Regions from separate parts of the Homo sapiens genome. Here regions 2 and 3 are each linked to region 1. The links are chromatin loops, found by intact Hi-C in ENCODE. Cell type or tissue: B cell. All regions are shown on one strand.

What was found. Hi-C counts contacts between places; a loop is a spot of excess contacts. Peaks named below come from ENCODE experiments on the same cell type or tissue, not always from the same donor. Only the 100,000 strongest peaks of a DNase experiment are listed, where the experiment ranks them.
Region 2: a loop joins it to region 1, with 16 times the contacts of the local background. A loop is called at or near these places in 100 of 110 quality-filtered maps.
Region 3: it touches region 1 in a loop (3-fold over the local background); 11 of 110 quality-filtered maps call a loop at or near these places.

The regions. Positions count from the first base shown.
Region 1 is chr2:135,915,143-135,917,642 of GRCh38, reverse strand. It overlaps DARS1 (aspartyl-tRNA synthetase 1), which reads left to right. Exons shown (of 16, transcript NM_001349.4): 11 at 1,271-1,417. Among named protein-coding and RNA genes, the nearest start is that of MCM6, 40 kb to the right of the region's middle. In B cell, CTCF peaks have their summits at 1,017 and 1,220 (motif pointing left); a DNase peak (open chromatin) is centred at 1,242; H3K27ac peaks cover 693 bases.
Region 2 is chr2:136,383,915-136,386,414 of GRCh38, reverse strand. No RefSeq gene overlaps it. Among named protein-coding and RNA genes, the nearest start is that of CXCR4, 270 kb to the right of the region's middle. In B cell, CTCF peaks have their summits at 1,344 and 1,546; a DNase peak (open chromatin) is centred at 1,574; H3K27ac peaks cover 305 bases.
Region 3 is chr2:135,996,167-135,998,666 of GRCh38, reverse strand. All of the region lies in intron 1 of DARS1-AS1 (DARS1 antisense RNA 1), which reads right to left. Among named protein-coding and RNA genes, the nearest start is that of DARS1, 12 kb to the right of the region's middle. In B cell, a CTCF peak has its summit at 1,202; a DNase peak (open chromatin) is centred at 1,136; H3K4me3 peaks cover 1,262 bases; H3K27ac peaks cover 2,325 bases.

The DNA.
Region 1 (2,500 bases):
TAGCCGGTCATAGTGGCACATACCTGTAGTCCCAGCTACTCAGGAGGCTTCAGGTGGGAGGATCGATTAAGCCCAGAAGGCCGAGGTTGTGGTGAGCCAAGATTGCACCACTGCGCTCCAGCCTGAGCAACAGAGTGGGACCCTGTCTCAGAAATTAAAAAAAATAAAAATAGAATGTAAATTCTAGGTAAAGAATTCTATATATAAAATACAAACATACTTTTTTCTGTATATAGAATATAAACATACTTTTTTCAAGTCTGTTAATTATGGAAAAATTTCAAACACATACAAAAGGATGTGCAATAGTCTAATGAGCCCCCATGAACTCATCAACCAGTTTCAGTCCTTGTCAACCTGTGGCCAATTGTGTTTACCCATTTCCCTCATTCACTATTATTTTGAAGCAAATCCCAGCCATCATTTAATACATAAATACTCCAGCAAAAATAGACATTTTTTTCTTTTTCTTTTTCTTTTTTTTGAGACGAGTCTTGCTCTGTCGCCCAGGCTGGAGGGCAATGGCCGATCTTGGCTCGCTGCAGCCTTCACCTCTCAGGCCCAAACAATTCTCCTGCCTCAGCCTCCCGACCACACCCAAATAATTTTTGTAGTTTTAGTAGAGATGGGGTTTCACCATGTTGGCCAGACTGGTCTTAAACTCCCGACCTCAAGTGATCCTCCTCCCAAAGTGCTGGGATTACAGGTGTGAGCCACTGCACCCGGTCAAAAATAGACCTTTTAAATCTCAATAAAATATCATCTTCCATAGCAGAAATTCAGCTCAGTGCAGTAAACATTGTCCTGTACCTTCTATATATATAGGGTAGGCATTGTACTATAGAGATTATCAAAATGGGAAAGAAACTGGCACTCCCCTGAACATACAGTGTAATACTGATGGGGGAAGATAAGACAAATACTCATTAATTTGGTCTTCCTCAGTGATAACAAGAATTGTTAAAGGATTAAAAAGTCAGATTTTTGTAATGCTTCATAAAATGGGCATTTTATATTTCTAACCATATTAACTGATATGAATTATAAAGAAAATTTTTAATCCTTTGATGTTACTGTGGTTACAAAAACGAGATTGAAAAATGGTGTTAAATATTTTAAGTATTTAAATTTCATTCTTTAATAATTTGATAATGCTTTTCCTGGTGTATATACTGATTCAAAGATTGATTTTTGTATATTGCCACAGTGACCTCTTGTGGGGGAAACATTTATCTCATACATTTTATTAACTAAATCATTCTGCAAATAGGTTTCAGACTGAAATTCAAACAGTGAATAAACAGTTCCCATGTGAGCCATTCAAATTTTTGGAGCCAACTCTAAGACTAGAATATTGTGAAGCATTGGCTATGCTTAGGGAAGCTGGAGTCGAAATGGGAGATGAAGACGATCTGAGGTTTGTCTTTGTGGCTTTTTTTTTACTTTAAGTTCCAGGATCCATGTGCAGAACGTGCAGGTTTGTTACATAGGTATACATGTGCCATGGTGGTTTGCTGCACCTATTGACCCGTCCTCCAAGTTGTCTTTGTGATTTTTAAAACCTTGGTAATTTGGTTTAAGATAAGAAAAAATGAAAATATTAATAAATGATTTTTTTCACCTGATACACTTACATTTTATTAACTTTGGTATACAGTATGATGCTCTTTTATATAATGTGTGATCTGAAATAAAAGTGTTTACTATAGTTTGCCTAAGTTTTCATAATTTTGTTTATAAACACCATTTTCCATTATTTTCCCCTCATGTTTGTAACTCTTTAAAGAGTATAGAGAGTTTTGCCTGTGATTTTATCTTCTAATATGTTACTTCTCTTTCCAGATTAGTGGTATTAGAGAAGGTAGACAGCAGTCTAAATCCATCCCCACACAGGATCGGGGTATAAACTGTTAACATCCAAAAGTTATAAAAGTCAATATTGTTTATATAGTGTCATACATACTATATTATATATAGTATTTAGTATAGTATTATCTAAATTTAGATCATACGACTTATAATTTTGAAACAAATTATGTAGTTTAATAAAGATTGAGGCTGGGCATGGTGGCTCATGCCTGTAATCCCAGTACTTTGAGAAGCCAAGGTAGGAGGATCATATGAGCCAGGATTTCGGGACCAGCCTGGACAACACAGAGAGATGCTGTCTGTACAAAAAAATTTAAAATTTAGCTGAACATGGTGGCACACACCTGTAGTCCCAACTACTCCAGAGGCTGAGGCAATTGGATCACTTGTGCCCAGGAGTATCAAGGCTGTAGTAACCCATGATCATGCCACTGTACTCCAGCCTGGGTGACAGAGTGAAAGCCTGTCTGTAAAAAATAAATAAACAAAACATGTAAAGGTAATTTCTATCTACTTATATTTTATTCAAGACTTCCTTGAATGATTCCTTTAAACCATCACAATACATGTGTATTTAGGAGGGAAAGGAAATGATTATTGTCACTTTTTAGGGTTTCTCAAAAAACAATTC
Region 2 (2,500 bases), 470 kb before region 1:
TGTTCAAAATACGTGGATTGGATTAGTTGCAAAAAAAAAAAAAGTGAAAAATGTTGGTCTGATTGATTCCCTCTAGGGTGTCCTCCAAACACGAGGTCACCATCTGTCCATGAGATTCACTCCTGCTTCACTGCCCCAAATGAGTCACTAGCCCTGAGAAAAATAGGCCTATTGGCAGAGCTTTACAGGCTATCTATGAAGAAAAATACACTGTACGCTCTGCTTCAAGTAAGGTGGTGCCAGATTCTGCATCCTTTGGGGCCCAGGAACTGCCTGAGCATGTTTTTGCTGCAGAGAGACTCCACCATAAAAAATACTTCTATTCCTTCTTCCCTGTCCTTCTCCCCAGCTCACTCAAAGTTGCACAAAGGATATAGGGGTGGTGGTAGCAGACCTTATGTGAGGGTAATGCACTATTGGCCACTATACATTCTTTGCCATAACCAAAGAATGATTTTGAGGGAATCACTAGGTGAAAAAGAATATAGTAGCTAAAGCACATGCATGCAGCAAAACCCTCCCACCACAGGCTCAACCTATGATCCATCCAGTATTCATTGCTTTAAACTTCTGCTGCAGTAATCACAGGCCTGCTCCTGTTATTTGCAAAATGGGGGGTGCCAGAGACTCCATTTTCTAACCTGGTATTTTGCATCATGGCATAGACAAATGATCAGGCCAAAAGGATCCTATAGGTAAGCAAGGATGTCCAGGCAAAGGCTAGGAAAGTCCGTCCTGCTGAATTTCCAGTGGAGCCATCTCCAGCTGGCTTTGAGTATCTCAAGTCAGCTTTTGTCAAAGATAAATAAATCCAGACAGACAGCATTGAGGTGTTGTTGTTTGTACAGACCTCCCTTCATTTTTACTACAGTTAAGGTATCATGCAGTACTGCCATAAAATTGAGCAGAGGACAGCTCCAGTCATGGGCTCAGAGATCACAACCCTTTTTCACACAGAGACTTGTGCTAACAGCCACTGCAACATCTGTGTATTGGTCAGTAGCAAAGGCATCCCTCCTGGGGTGAGAAGACAACAGGTTATTTGAATTATCTCCTTTCTAGTCTTCCTCTTTCCATTTATACTTCCTGAAGGCTCACAGAACCACAAAGAGGAGACCCCACTAATGGTTTGGGGGTACCACAATTGCTGCTGTTTCCACAGTATACCACAGATTCAACTTCAAAGAAAGAATACCCCTTGCTGGTTAATGTTAGCTAAGTGGAGGAAGCAAAGGAGGAAGAGAGACAGTTGTATAAGACAGAGAGCCCTCATGCTAGTTTAGTTACTCGTTTGTCACAGTGATTTACACTGGGGCTATTCTTGCTTCATTTTCACTCCAATAATGAGCCATTTATGAAAGACTACATGGTACTTGCCTGTTTTATTGCTACAGAGCCCAGCAAGATCCTCAGAATGTTTTCTCAGCAAGCAGAAGATATCCCTCTACATCTTGGGACATGAAAACAGTTCTTGTAGATGTTCCTGAGATTTATAGGTTTGGCTCAGAGGCAGAGACTCTGGCAATGAGCTGTAGTGGGTCTGCCTCACCAGCAGAGAGTGCCCTGTTGTCACTTTTCTCTCCTATTCTCAGGGCTAGGTTGGATGTCGCTCTAGAGCTTGGGCAGAACCAAGAGTCAAGGACGGTACACAAATGGGTTTTTTGTTTTTGGTTTTTAAAGAATGCCTCCTAGCATGATGTCAGACTTGCACCATACATAATTATTTTGCTTTGGGCAATGTCCTTTGACCCAAACTATTGTCAATCCTAACCAAAGAGTAATTTTCTGAATGTTGTGCTTTCATTATTATGACAGCTGCTCATGTTTGCAAACCACTTATTTCAAAACAACACATCATTCAGATCTCCATGATTACAGATGCAGGGACAAGGAGAGAGAAGTGACTCTCTCACTAGCCCATCAGGGCTCCTAGTTCTGACAAGATGGTCATAGCTATGGGCTTCCCATTCCAAAGGCCCACTCCCACCAGCATTCCCTCCGCTCATCTAATTCCAGTCTTCCCAATCATCTTCTTCCAATGGGAGGATAATGGTGACAAATACTCCAGGTCACAGAGCTTTCACCTATGTTAATGGAATGAAGAGGTTGGGTCATTCCTGTGGCCAAAATCTTAATTTAAAGCTGGGGTGGCTGTAGCTCAGATGGTCTATAGCCATGCCTCTGAATTTTATCTGTGTGTAAGACTTACTGGTTCATCAGAACAGATGCTGTCCAAACCTCTTGTCGCAGCCACCACTTTCTTCTTTCACCTCTCTCCAAAGTCTCCCATATCACACTGCCATCCATTTGGTTAGTAGTTTTCATGCACAATCCTTTCCATTTTTCATCACACTTTCACTGCATGATCTCATTAGAATCTCATAATGCAAACTCAAGGTAAGTAGAGAAGGTGTTAATGAGCTTTTCCACTTACCCCAGGCAATAGTTACTCTGTTCTGTGTTCCCATATGTTGCATATTCCTTTATTATAGACATTTTT
Region 3 (2,500 bases), 81 kb before region 1:
GAATGTTTCTGTTTAGGGTTTTTCAGTCTTTTGTCCAAGGACTCTTCTATATCTTTTGTCCAACTACAGAATCCTTTGAGAGTCTGTTGACAATTATGAATCATTTCCCCTCAAAAATGCACATATGTGTAGACACAAACAATGTTGCATGCAATTTCAAAAAGTTCACAGACCCCTGGAAACCCATAAGCCTCAGATTAAGAGCATTTAATCAAGATTTAGACACTTTTTAAATTTATAGAAGTTGTGAATTTATAGAAGTTGAAAGCAGAAGAGCTATTAAATGCTCCAAAGCATTTAAAGGACAAAACTAAAATAAGAAAGTAAAAAGAGAAGCGATTAAAATATAGCATTTTTCTAAAATAGATCAGGGTGATTGTCTTTTTTCCTCTGCAAACATTGTACAGCAGAGCATGAAACACCAGCTTTACCCTTTGCTGCTTACATGCTAAGACTGCATGGTATGTTAATGGTCTCATAGATCCACAATATATTCTATGTTTGTAATTAATAGCTACCCTGATGGTTGCCTGGTATATATGAGGCCAAGGGCTTTGACTATAGGATTACTTATTGCTCACAACAAGCACACAGGGTAAATATCACTAACCCATTCTACAGCCAAGAACATTGAGAATCTGAGAAGAAAACAGCTTTCCCAAAGCCACACAGCAATTAAGCAGCAGAGATGGAACTCTGACCCAGGGCTGTCTCCAAAGGCCTCACTCTTAATACAATGTAAGAATGCAGGCCTACTAAATTTTATAATTAGCTTTTAAAATGTTCCTTCAGAGTCCTTGGGGCAGTTATCAGGCAAATAGGAAGCAGGAGAACTTCAAGGGCTGCTTGAAGCAAAATCACAAGCTTTGCAGTGACAGCTCCAGGATGTCTGCCTGGGAGGGATCTGAAGGCCGTGGGGAGCTTGCCTTAAGGCTGCAATTGCAATTGCATAGCAAGCAAGGAGACTTTCCTCCGCTTCAAGTCAAATGGCACAGTTTTGGCAGCCACAGCCCTTGCTATTGGAAGAAGCTGCCCTCTCCATCAGTGGGTGGTTGGTGAGAGTTAGGGCTGAGCTCCCGCCTAGCTCTCACTCCTGAGATGTGCAAATAGCTCCGCCCACCCCTGCCCTGCCTGGGCCCTCCATCAGTTCTGCTTCTCTGCCCCCTCTGCACCCTCAGCCTGTCACTCTGCTGCCCTCTGCGGTGGCCACACAGGGATGAGAAACCTGGGAAAACCAAGCAAACACTCTATCCTACCCTGAACTGTGAATGTAGGAATAGTTAATTCAGACTTCTCTAACATTAGAGTTTTCTAAATGTAACTGCCAGCATGGGACACAGCCTGGAACCTAGAATAAATGAACGAGGCAATCAAAGCCTTAGAGGATTTTCTTAACTCAAGTAGGGCCAGGCATGGTGGCTCACCTGTATAATCCCAGCACTTTGGGAGGCCAAGGGAGGAGGATCTTTTGAGCCCAGGAGTTCAAGTTTACAGAGATCCATGATCATACCACTGCACTCCAGCTTGTGTGACAAAGCAAGATCCTGACTCAAAAACGTTTTTTAAAAAAATAAAAATAAGCTTGAGATATTATTTATGGGAGGCAGGACATCACAGTAGCTAAGCATGTGGCTCTGGGGGCCGATGCTTGGGTTCTGATGGTGATTTGACCCACTTACTGTTTTACAAGTTATTTTGCCTCTCTGTGCCTTAGTTGTTTTATCATAAAATGGAAATAATAATAGTGCCTAGCTCAAAAAATTGTTCTAAAAATTGTTTAGACTGAAAAACCCTAAACAGAAACATTCCTTTAAATCTTCTTCTAATGAAAGTAATTTGAAGGCCTTCCCTGACTTAAGACAAAGAGAATGCTGCTTTGGAAAGCACTGGAAGTGAATCCTGTCTTTCTCAGCCAAAAAGTTGTTCTAAAAATTAAATGTATGAATAAATATATTACACTTAAAACAGTGCCTGGCACATCATAAGCATTCAAAAAGTCTTAATTAGTATTGTGATCATCATTTGGCCACTTTCATAGTCACTGATGAGTGAACCACTTTGTCCATGAGCTAAAATGACTGTGAAAACCCAGAAAGTAAGTTGTATTTCCCTGCAGAGGTTTGAGGGTGATGAGGTGAGCAGGTGAACGTGGTGCAAGGCCTCAAAACCAAGCTGAGCAAAGGAGCCCCAGTGTTTCAGTCAGGTATTGCTGCATAACAAACCACCTCCCAATGTACTGGCTTAAAACAGCAGTTTACATTTCTTATGATTCTGCGGGTCAATCAGGCAGTTCTAGTTTGTAGAGTGTTGGCTAGGGCTCCAATAGGCTGGAACACTCAAAATGGCCTCATTCACATTCCAACTGGAGCTCAGCTGGGGTTGTTGGCCAAAGTCCTCAGTTATCCTCCATCAGGTCTTGTCATATGGCTCTGGAGCTTCCTCACAGCTTGGCAGATGGTTCCAAGAAAGAACACTCTAAGACATGAAGACAGAAGCTGAA